2 separate regions of the Mus musculus genome follow, and region 2 is linked to region 1. The links are chromatin loops, found by intact Hi-C in ENCODE. Cell type or tissue: left cerebral cortex. All regions are shown on one strand. Each heading gives the region's core, and the rest is flanking DNA. Links, peaks and the distances in the headings are about the cores only. Region 1 has its middle 110 kb from the start of Runx2os3. Region 2 overlaps Runx2 (runt related transcription factor 2).

Evidence for each region. Hi-C counts contacts between places; a loop is a spot of excess contacts. Peaks named below come from ENCODE experiments on the same cell type or tissue, not always from the same donor. Only the 100,000 strongest peaks of a DNase experiment are listed, where the experiment ranks them.
Region 2: a loop joins it to region 1, with 5 times the contacts of the local background. A loop is called at or near these places in 1 of 42 quality-filtered maps.

What each region holds. Positions count from the first base shown.
Region 1 is chr17:44,452,728-44,458,104 of GRCm38, forward strand. No RefSeq gene overlaps it. Among named protein-coding and RNA genes, the nearest start is that of Runx2os3, 110 kb to the right of the region's middle. In left cerebral cortex, for the core only: a CTCF peak has its summit at 3,125; DNase peaks (open chromatin) are centred at 1,653 and 3,127.
Region 2 is chr17:44,715,975-44,721,351 of GRCm38, forward strand. It overlaps Runx2 (runt related transcription factor 2), which reads right to left. Exons shown (of 7, transcript NM_001145920.2): 3 at 1,218-1,322. Among named protein-coding and RNA genes, the nearest start is that of Runx2, 18 kb to the right of the region's middle. In left cerebral cortex, for the core only: no CTCF peak of the experiment used is centred there; a DNase peak (open chromatin) is centred at 2,235.

The sequences.
Region 1 (5,377 bases), core at 281-5,280:
CTAAATATGCCCAGTGGTTGCCAAATTGGACTTAAATGGACTCATTCTTCCGGTCCATCCTTGATGTCCTACCTGGGGTGAATCGATGTTTGGCTGCCTCTCTCCAGGACAAGTCAGCACTCCATCAGATACTCCATTTTTAACAAGTCGTTCGTAATGCATAGGAGCCTGCCTCTGATGCTATCAGGCAGATGAACTGGTCAGGTCTACCTGCTTTGGGTAGAGTTATGTCATCTCAGTTTAACTTCCCAGCTTAGCTGTCCCTGATACAGTGTAACTAACAGGTTTCTCCTTTAAAACATTATCTTTTTTTTTAAAGGCCAAGTTCATGGTAAGTGGGTTTTACCTTATAAGTTTTTCCAGAGAGGAAAAGATAATGAAGAATTCCCCAGAGACAACAAGATAGGGAAGAAGCCCACCTGTCCATCACATAGTGAGGACAGAGCAGCAGGAAGCTGGCATTCCCCAGCCCCACAGGACTATTCTGGCACAAAACCCCAGCCCAGGATTTTGCTTGCTGCTCCATGACCACATTCTCTATTCTGGGGTCTCCTCAATGTCCTGCTGATTCTGAAATAGTATGGAATAGTGGGGAGCCTCATTCGGTCAGTGATGGACTGTGATGCCCCACAGCTCATTGTCTGTGGGCATCAGGATGGGAGGTTCAGCTCTACCCAAAGGAACCTTCAGAGATCTGTTAACACATTAGAGACTTTGACACAAGTCAAACAAGACCCTTGACTTTGTTCCAGCAAAGAAGTTCTGGGTGAGCAAGTATGAAGCAGTGTGGGTCTGCATCCCTCCCCACCACTGGGATGTGAATGTGCTGCTGCAGAGGTGAAACAGGGAGACGCTAGACTGCATTTACCCTGCGCCTCTGCTGTTGGGGTGCTGAGCTCAAGCAAAGGGCCAAGACACCACTCAGGGGATGAAAAATGCAGCCTAGGATGTGGGAGACCCAGGGGCTCCCAAACTCCTTGGTAAAAGACTTGGGGGCCCTTGGCCTGAGGACTACAATGAGGCCGGTGCCGGGTGAATGGGAACTCTGGCTTAGCTCATGGGTGGTTATCCTTAGCTTGGCAGTGGTTGTCTGGGAGAACAGAGGGGCCTTCTGCAGGAGGCTTAGATGGTGCAGCTTGGTAGTGGAAGGCCTTCTCCATGTTCTCCACGGTGGTTCTTGATGAAAGAGACAGTCCTTGGCTTCAAACTGTTTATTGCTTGGTCACCATGGAAAATGGATGCATACCACCTTCTCAGGGTGGACCAGAGATTAAATACCTTTTGCAGGAAGGAATGTCTGGGAAGGGAAGCTCATTGGCTAAACCCTCAGAGCCTCTAGATACCTCATTAGCATGGAGAACTCTGTTCTGGGCTACCTGACTATGTGGGGAATCATGTGTTTCAGGATAGGTATTTGGTAGGGAGCACCTACTGTTTCAGGTGGGCACTTGGGTGCTAGGGTCTCAGACCCACTCAACCTTACTAAGTTTCCTGGTACAGTCCATTGTCCCACAAAGCAGAGTTGGGTTTATTAAGACATTTTTAACAGAGATTTTTAAAGACGGGCGTTAAAAGGAAGCAAGGCACTTGAGAAGTAAAGATGCACTAGAAAGCGTGGGTGTAGCCTTCTCAAGGAAAAGCCCCAGCGTGAGTGCCTTAGCATTAGTCATATACATCATATTGGAAGTTCTCATTATATCTCAAAAGGCTCCCCCCCCATTTTATTTTCTTGCTTTCTTTGATGAACGAGAGGTAAAGAGACCCTAGAAATGCCTTGGATGGCGTGACAATTTGATAAAATGAAGCCAGGAGCCACTATGTTGCACAAGGGGGTTGAGATGTATAACTAACTGTAAAGAGAGGTTCTAGTAACTAGGCCCTGGTAGTACACACCTCTGATCTCAGCGCTTGGGAGGCAGAGGCAGGTGGATCTCTATGAATTTGAGGCTAGCCTGGTCTACAGAGGAAGTTTCATGACAGCCAATGCTACACAGAGAAATCCTGCCTCGAAAAGAACCAAAGAGACAGAGGGGGGCGGGGGAGAGGGAGAGAGGAAGAGACAGAGTGACAGAGACAGAGTGACAGAGACAGGCAGGGACAGGGACAGAGACAGATTGATTCTAGTGAGATTCCTAGAGAATAGCAGAATTTCAGCTGAGAAGAGTGAAAGGCCTGAAGCAAATGTTAACTGTGTTGGAATTCTTGATTCTCAGCTGGGCAGAGATGTATTCTCTTTTGTTCCTATGTCCCTATAACTTTCCCTGTCACTCTGTCCTTCCTCAGTTACCATAAAACACATATGGCTCTTTAAATTTAAGCAAAATTGAAATTATACTTATATTAAAGTTAAATAAAACTCAATCTACTTCCCCTGACATACCATCCCTGCCTCAAGAGCCAGTTAATAACATGTGGCTAATGAGGCTGTGGGCTGGTCAGCACAGGTAAGGGGCACTTTCTCATTGCAGAAAACTCTACTGGACAGACCACTGTGGACACAGCCACTTTTATAGAGGTTTCAGGCCATAGGACTGATCAGGATATAGAGGTATTCTCATGTCACTTGACCTATGGTCTGTGAATTATTGAGGACTCCAGACCAGACCAACTCTGATTCCGTTTCCACAATGAAATCAAAGCCATATCACCTCCTCCCTGATATGCACAGCCAGAGGACGAGAGCCTGATAGAAGGACCACCTGTCCCTACATGGTCCTGTGATTTCCACGACCAAAAGCTCTAAACTCATCTACCATGAACATTTATGAATTCCTCTGTCGCAAGAGAGAGTTCTAAAGAGAGAGGCAGAAGAAGGAGGTCCCTGCCCAGCTTCTTTTCTTCACAGCTGTGTGCCTTCAGGGAGCAGCTCTCCCTCTCTGAGAGACTCCTCGTCCTTTGAAGTTCTAACTCTCGATGCTACCCAGCACCCACATAGCACTGGGAAATGTGTCTTATCTTTCCTAGGTAGAGTGATGAAGAACAGTTCATCGCAGGCAAAGCTATAGTGGGTCTGGCAAGGGATATCAGCTTGGCCAACCCCAGGTGAGTGTAAATGAACAGACAGGCTCAGCTGAGCTTCTCCGGGCAGCAGCGGGGCTATAGGGTGCTGTGTTCCACACAAGAATCCAGCAGAGGGGGATGTTGCACAGAGGCAGCTTTCTTTGAGCTAGTCACTGGGAGTGTGCAGACTCTGAGGGGAGGAAATGTGTCTTTTCATCCTTTCAGGACCCCCAAATGCACCCTCCACTCATCGTGATTCGTTGGGTTGCAGCTCCAAGCCCCTGCACAGGTACAGGAAAGCCCCTTGCGATCTTCCTGTGCATTTAACCTGAGGAATTGTCCCTTCCCGCTTGCAAATGACAACACTATTTTAGCTGCTGTCGGAAGTTGGAACCTGGCAAGATCAACAGTTTTAAAAGACTCCTTAACCCAGAGGAGGTTTCCCCTTCCCTGCCCCTCCCCAGTCCTCTCCCTTCCTAGACATCAAGGACTGAGATCATCTGCAAAAGAACGAAAAGTAGAGTTCTGCTTTCCTGGCCCAACACCCTCACCCTTTCCTTTTTTTTTTTTTTTTTCTTTTTTCTTTTTTCTTTTTTCTTTTTCATGTTGACAGTGATGTTTAAAATCTTTCTCTTCAAATACAGATTGGCACCTGGGTCTGTAATCTCTCACCATCTTCTGAGAGTGACTGGGGCTTGCTCAGCCTTTGACACAAGAGAAAAAGTGCATTAGAATTTCCGACTTCTGTGATTTCTCCCTTCCTGTTTCCTATTGAAGGAGAGTGTAGCATTAGAGGGAGAAACCCAGAGAAAGTCCCCCCACCCTCACCTCCGCCCCCACCCACCCCCACCCACCTCCACCCCTGCATCCTCGAAGAAAAAGAAGACGAGAGGGTGAGTCCTTTACAACATCTCAATAAGAAGCCATGGACACGCTATTTATCTTGTAATGTCCTTTTGAAGATGTAAGGACTCCTGATTTAAAAGGCAAGCCTGCATCTAGTTTCTCAGCATCCCCCAGGGCCAGCCTTTCTCCTGGGCAGAGAGGAGAGGATGGAGAAGGGCTGAGAAGAGAGGCCTCTGAAGTCACAGCTTCCATGGGAACCAGAGGCACCTGCCCTGCTCTGTGGTCTCAAAGCAAGCCAAGAGCTCATGAGCTGGATGTTGGTGAGAAGGGGCTCATCCCCGTCATGGGGGAAATTCTCAAGCAAAGTGTGGTATAGTTGCTTCAGTCTACCTTGGTGGGGATTTTCAAAATATTTTCTAAAGCTTAGTAGTTTTTGGAGAACACAGCCACGAAGTATTGAGGAACAAATAGTCATAGTGTTCATTATGAGATCCAGGGGGCAGAAAGAGAAGCATCCCGGCTTTGAGGGCAAACTGGCTTAAATCCCAGCTTCAACTGAAATAAGCAGAGACAGCTCACCTCGATCCATCTTCTCTAGAATACAAGGATGAGTGGTATTAGGCACTCTTCTTATTGCTGTGGCAAAAACAAAAACAAAAACAAAAACAAAAAAACAAAAAAAACCAAACCTTACCAAAGCAACTTAAGGGAAGATTTGATTTGGCTTCCCAGTTCAAGGGAACACAGTCCATCATGGCAGGGGTGGGGTGGGGGAGTCATGGCAACCAGAGCTTGAGGCACCTGTAACATAGTGTCGTTATGTTACATTCTAATGTTACATTTGAGTGTGTGAAACATCAGCAGAAAGAACTGAACGCTGATACTCAGCTCACGTCTCCTTTTTATTCAGCTTGGGGCCCCAGACCTTCCAACAAATGGTGCCACTCATATGCCCAGTGGATCTTCCCATCCCAATTTCCCAATCTGGAAAGCCTCTCACAGATATGCCTGCATTTCCTTGGTGATTTTTAATGCTGTCAGTTTGAAAATCAACATGGACCATCATGCTACTTTTAGAAATTCATTGGAATTTCATTGGCCTAAGCTGGGTAAAAGTACTAAGTGTTGTGGCCCCTAGTATGATAGGCACTCAGGAGGTGTCACCTGACATCATGGTCTTGCCAATGAAATTGTGCTACAGTTCCTTCTGACTTTTGTGGTATCAAGGTGTCCTGGGTAGGTTTTTGTCAACTTGATACAAACTAGAGTTATCTGGAAAGAACTTCAATTCAGAACATTCTTCTACCTAGATCTCCACACATGCACGTCCATAGATTATTCTCCCAATTAATGATTGATGTGCGGGAGCCCAGCCCACTGTGGGTGGTGACATTCTTGGTGCATGAGTGATATAAGAAATCAGGCTAACATCACACCTACAGTCTAGTGTCTTTGGTACAGAACGCTATTCTGCAAGCTACCAAATAGAAACGTAAACACCAACTCAACCACAAATGCTTTGATCTACAAT
Region 2 (5,377 bases), core at 278-5,277, 260 kb after region 1:
CCTTATACATGAAAGGAAGAAAAAAACAAGCCTCAAAGATTTCTTTGGGGCAGAAAACCTCCCTTGCTCAGGCAAGCCTTTGTGACAAAGACAGGGGCATAAGAGATGGAGGTGGGGGTGGGGGCTACTGTAAGATTGATCCCATTGCTAAAAGATGCACAGTACAGGAAGAGGCGAAGCCCTCTAGGCCTCCTCCCTTACTTCTGGGGATGGAAAGAATCCGTCCTCACTGTCTAGGTGGAAGATCAAGTTAGAACAAACACTTCCATTGCTGCCTGCCCCCATCAAAAGCCAAATTTAACCTCCTAATTGCAATGCCTGGGACTTCCAATGTATTCAGCCTGCAAAGGCAGCCCATTCTATGCTATTTACATTATATTATGTGCTACAGAACTCGTCTCACCTCGACTTGGAATAACCTTTGCTCTGTAGATGTATTTTAGTGCCAGGCTTGCTCAAGTCACTGTGGGCGGCAGTGGAAGTCAGTCAGGTCTGACCCAGATTCAGGAAGAGAATAAATCCTGGCCTAGACAGAGACACTACCTGCAGCTGAGCACCAGATAAAGCTTTGCAAGACATAGACAAAGAAACCAAGGTGGACATGAACCTAGCTTGTATCTATCTCTCTGTTAAAGAAACTATCCAAAACAGTTACTAGAAAATGGCCAGACAACCGTGTTTGTAATGATGAAGCAAGTTATCATTTGCAAATAAATTCTTTGTAATTAAGTCCTGTGCTCTTTATAAAGGGAACTGAGTGGGCGAGCTTAAAAAAAAAAAAAAAAACAAAACAAAAAAAAAAAAAAACACCGCATTCTTGGGCCATGGGAAACACACACAAATGCTTTTTTACTAAGCTCAAGATTTTAAAGTTTATAGTTTGCTTCCTCAGCCTCGTGGGTCTCTTTGGCCCCTCCCACTGCACAGAAGGGATGAGCGGAGTGCCTTAGCTAAAAAGTTATCATGACTGAATAGCTATCCACTTGTTCCCCAAAGTTATAAAGCAGTTCTATGGGAAAGACTAAGCTATAATTTTATTTTCTATTAACTGTAAAGTTCTATGAACTGCCCTTCCCTGAAATGTATTCAAAAATAAAGTACGATAAAGTTTGCAGAGGCCATGTGTAGTGACAGTGACACTAACACCTTCAGAGTGAATTCTTCACAGGGTCCCCACAAACTCTATTAGCATTTTCAATAGAAAGGTAGGCACTTACTTCTTGGTTCCCGGGGACCGTCCACTGTCACTTTAATAGCTCTGTGGTAAGTGGCCACTTGGGGAGGATTTGTGAAGACTGTTATGGTCAAGGTGAAACTCTTGCCTGCAGATTTAAGAGAGGAAACGGTGACTATAAATGGGTAGCAGTGATGACCTTACAATAATACAGACATCCAAATCTCACCATGGCATCTCTGAGGCAGCAACCAATCAGGAATTGGTCCCCTAAACCAGAAACCCTCTGACAGCCACTCAAGAACACCTGTAAATTTGATCAGCATCTCTCCTGCGGTTCTCTGCACGCAGCCTCTACCCTCTACCCCCACCCCCACCTCTACCCCCACCCCCACCTCTACCCCCACTCCCAAACAATCTCTTTGGTAACAGAACCAAAACTCTGGGGCTGCTTCAAGAGGCATCTCTGATTTTTTTTTTCCATTTTTCTCCAACGTTCTCCAACGTCAGGAGCACATCCCAGCGTGAGGGCAGACAATTTTAGAAGTGTTTATTTAGGATAAGGTCATGACCCCTTGAGAGAACAATGGTAAATTATTACTGGTGGCGTTACTTACATCACAGGGCCTTAGCACTGAGCTGCTCAGATAAACTTCCATAAGATGAAAGCGGGAAGCTCCTATGGCAATCATTTCTAGGGGAGCCCGTGTCTCCAGGCCTTCATGCGCCTGGGGGAGATGATTTCATCTCCAAGCAGTCTTTCCCCTCCCTTACCACACATCTCATCAATAAATCTGGAAGGATCTCCCTAGGGTGACTTAGTTTCTGCTAAGCAAGCATGACACCTCTCGACGCAAACATGTTTTACTTTTAAAAGAGAGTTTCTGCAAGGCTGCATTCCCTCTGATGCTTCAAATTAATGAGCTTTAAACGTGATGAGGAATGGGAGGGGGCAGGGAAGAGAGTGTGGTAAGGGATCTGAGCGTCTGCTTTCTCCAGGAGATGCCGGCCTCTGTTCTACAGATGCACTGACAGTTGTAATCAGTTAGATTTGCAATGGTTAGTCATGTCAGATAGTTAGAACTGCAAACTGTTACAAGACAGGAAAAGGTGGGCGAGAAGCGGTGACTCAATAAAACAGCAGCGAGCTGAGCCCCAGTACTCAAGGGCTGCCCCTGTAGCAGATAAAAGCCTCCCTTTGTTTTGCTTTGTTTTTTGGTCAGATTTTTTTTTCCCCATTCTACTGAAAGCTGGGAGTATTAAATCAAAACACAAATCTTAGACAATATGTAGCAATGTGAAGTTTAATGCAATCTTTTCATAGCTTAATATGGAACAGGTTCTACGCCAGGCTTAATGGGGAACAGGTCTTTGGCTGTCAAGTCTACTGAATGGCTTTTCTTTTCAAACCAGACCATGTAAGTTGCTAAAATCTGGTTAAGAAACACATCATTTGTTACTGTGTGTGGATAGTCTTAAGACCCCTTGACTGCCATCCGTGGCTACAGGGGTTAAGAGGCAGAGGGCATGCAGGAATGTGGGAAGGGCCAACAATAAGACAGATGAATGTTGATCAGAAACTCAGTCAGCTCCAGACTGGTCGACCACATTATCTCATTTAATCTTCCCCAGTTAGAGTCATCGCCCCAGCTCACGAAGGAGGAAGCCTTAGCCCCAGAGAAACTTAGTCATTTACCCAAGGTCACACAGTTAATAAATGGGAAACATCAGAAACCAAACTCAAATCTTTCTGACCTTAAATATTCGAGGGTAGAGATGTAACTCGGAGATAGCTAGCCTATGCAAGGCCCTGGATTTAATTCTCCCACATAGAAAAGAAGGAAGAAAGGGAAAGAAAAGGCATGGAGGAAGAGGAGAGAGGGAGGGGAGGAAGGAAAAATGGAGGGAGGAAGGAAGGGAGGGAAGGAAAAAGGGAAGAGGGAAGAAGGGATAGGGGGATGACAGAGGAAAGGGGGAGGGGAGGGGGGAAGACAGAGGAAAGGGGGAGGGGAGGGGGATGGGGGAAGACAGAGGAAAGGGGGAGGGGAGGGGGATGGGGGATGACAGAGGAAAGGGAGAGGGGAGGGGGGGAAGACAGAGGAAAGGGGGAGGGGAGGGGGATGGGGGAAGACAGAGGAAAGGGGGAGGGGAGGGGGAGGGGGGATGACAGAGGAAAGGGGGAGGGGAGGAATGAGGATGAAGGGGAAATAAAATGAGGGTTTTTTTTTCTCATTTTGCTGCAGAATATGGAAAGGGAATTAGGAACTGTGAGTCCCCATTAGCTCCCTGTGCCCAGAAATAATAAATCTCTAAATGGATGAATGTGTCAGATGAATTTATCTATCTATAAGCATCATTGAGGCAGCATATTGTAGTTATTACATACAAGATAGTACATGGGTTTAAGTCATTTGACTCCGTACAGAAGATCTGTTGTGAACATTCACACTGGCCAGAAGAATAAGACAGCCAGGAGTCTAAACCAGTCCCAAAGACCTCAAAGTCAACCAAAACTCAGATCAAAAAGTTGAGGGGGAGGCCCAGATTAAGAACTAAAATCATGGCCGAGTCTCTGGATTCAAAGTTAATTTGAATTAAAACATTTTAAAAACATTCTTCTGGGTGAGATCAGTAGTCCACAAACTCAGGATTCCGTTTCTAACAGTATCTCCAAAGAGCATGATTGGAAGACAGCATCCTTGGTGCTGATGTTAATACATCAAGGATGTGTATGCTTTTCTTCAGCATCTCTGAAGGCTCTGCTAGTGATAATGTCAGTGGATATATCATGACTGGTTTGGGAGATGTTTCCATTTTAAATCTTTACAACCTGCTTGGTTTAATAAGCTGCCTATGCTCCTCCCAAAGTCAGAGAAACAAACACACTGCCTATAGAAACAAACCCAGATACAAAATCCACCCTTCAAGACCAGAGCAACAAAATACTCAAAGATAAACCAGTCTTCCTTTTTGAAATCCTTTTAGGGCCAGAGAATTGGCTCAGTGGTTAAGAGCACTTGTTGTTGCAAAGGACTCAGGTTTGATTCCCAGTACCCACATGGAGGCTCACCACTTCCTTAGGCACCAGGCACATATGTGGTACACAGATATGCATGCAAAGCAAAGCACTCATACACATAAAATAAAATAAACCTAAATAAATATAAATGAATGAATAAATAAAGCTGAAATTAAAACAAACAAACAAACAAACAAAGCCTGCTTTAAGAAGAAGTAAGGTTGGGGAAGAAACTCCTCTTTCAGACTGGATTCCTAAAGCTCAAACTGTGCTTTAACAATAAAACAAAGTCAAAAGGGGACTCTTTGCACTTCCGATTAGTCCCAGCCCCTAAAGTGTGGAAGAAACTTGCAGAAACTCTGTCCAGACTCACTAATTAGCTCGTCTTACATTAATGCTGCATTTCCGGAGTCAAAAGTTTATGTGGGTATTCATGATTTCCTTAACTTAAAACAAGTTTCCCAATTTCCACTTTCCAAGGATCCAGGATTACATTTTTTATATATAATTTTATGTGCGTGGGTGTTTTGCCTTCAGGTATGTCTGCCCACCACGTGTATGCCTGGTGCCCTTGGAGGTCAGAAGAGGGCATTGGATTCCCCTTGGAACTAAGGTGACCAACAGTGCCAGCAGCCATGTGGGGTGCTAGGAATCCAGCCTAGACTGGATTTTCTTGAAGAGCAACAAGTGCTTTTAGCCACAGAGCCATCTCTCCAGTCCCCAGGATTATGAATTTTAACAGTGCCAGGGTGGAAAGTTACCATCCATACATGATCCACTAATGCAAGACTATGGATGACATTTAACACAAATCTTACTTAAGCTGGAAACATAGCTCAGGGGGTAAAGAAGTCCTGAGTTCAGATTCTTGGCACCCATATTGAGAGAGAGAGAGAGAGAGAGAGAGAGAGAGAGAGAGAGAGAGAGAGAGAGAAAGAATGGTGATGTATGCCTGTAACTCCAGAGCTGGGGAGCAAAGTACAGAGGGATCATGGGAAACACTGACATGTCCACCCAGGCTAGTGGACACAGTCAGCTACCTGAGAGACTATGTCTTGGGAAAAGCAGTGGAGACAACATGGAATAAGGCATGTCAGCATCCATTGCTGAGGGCCCCATGCACTACACACAGGTACACATGTCAGCACACATGTGCAAACACATTCATAACCCCCTGACACACA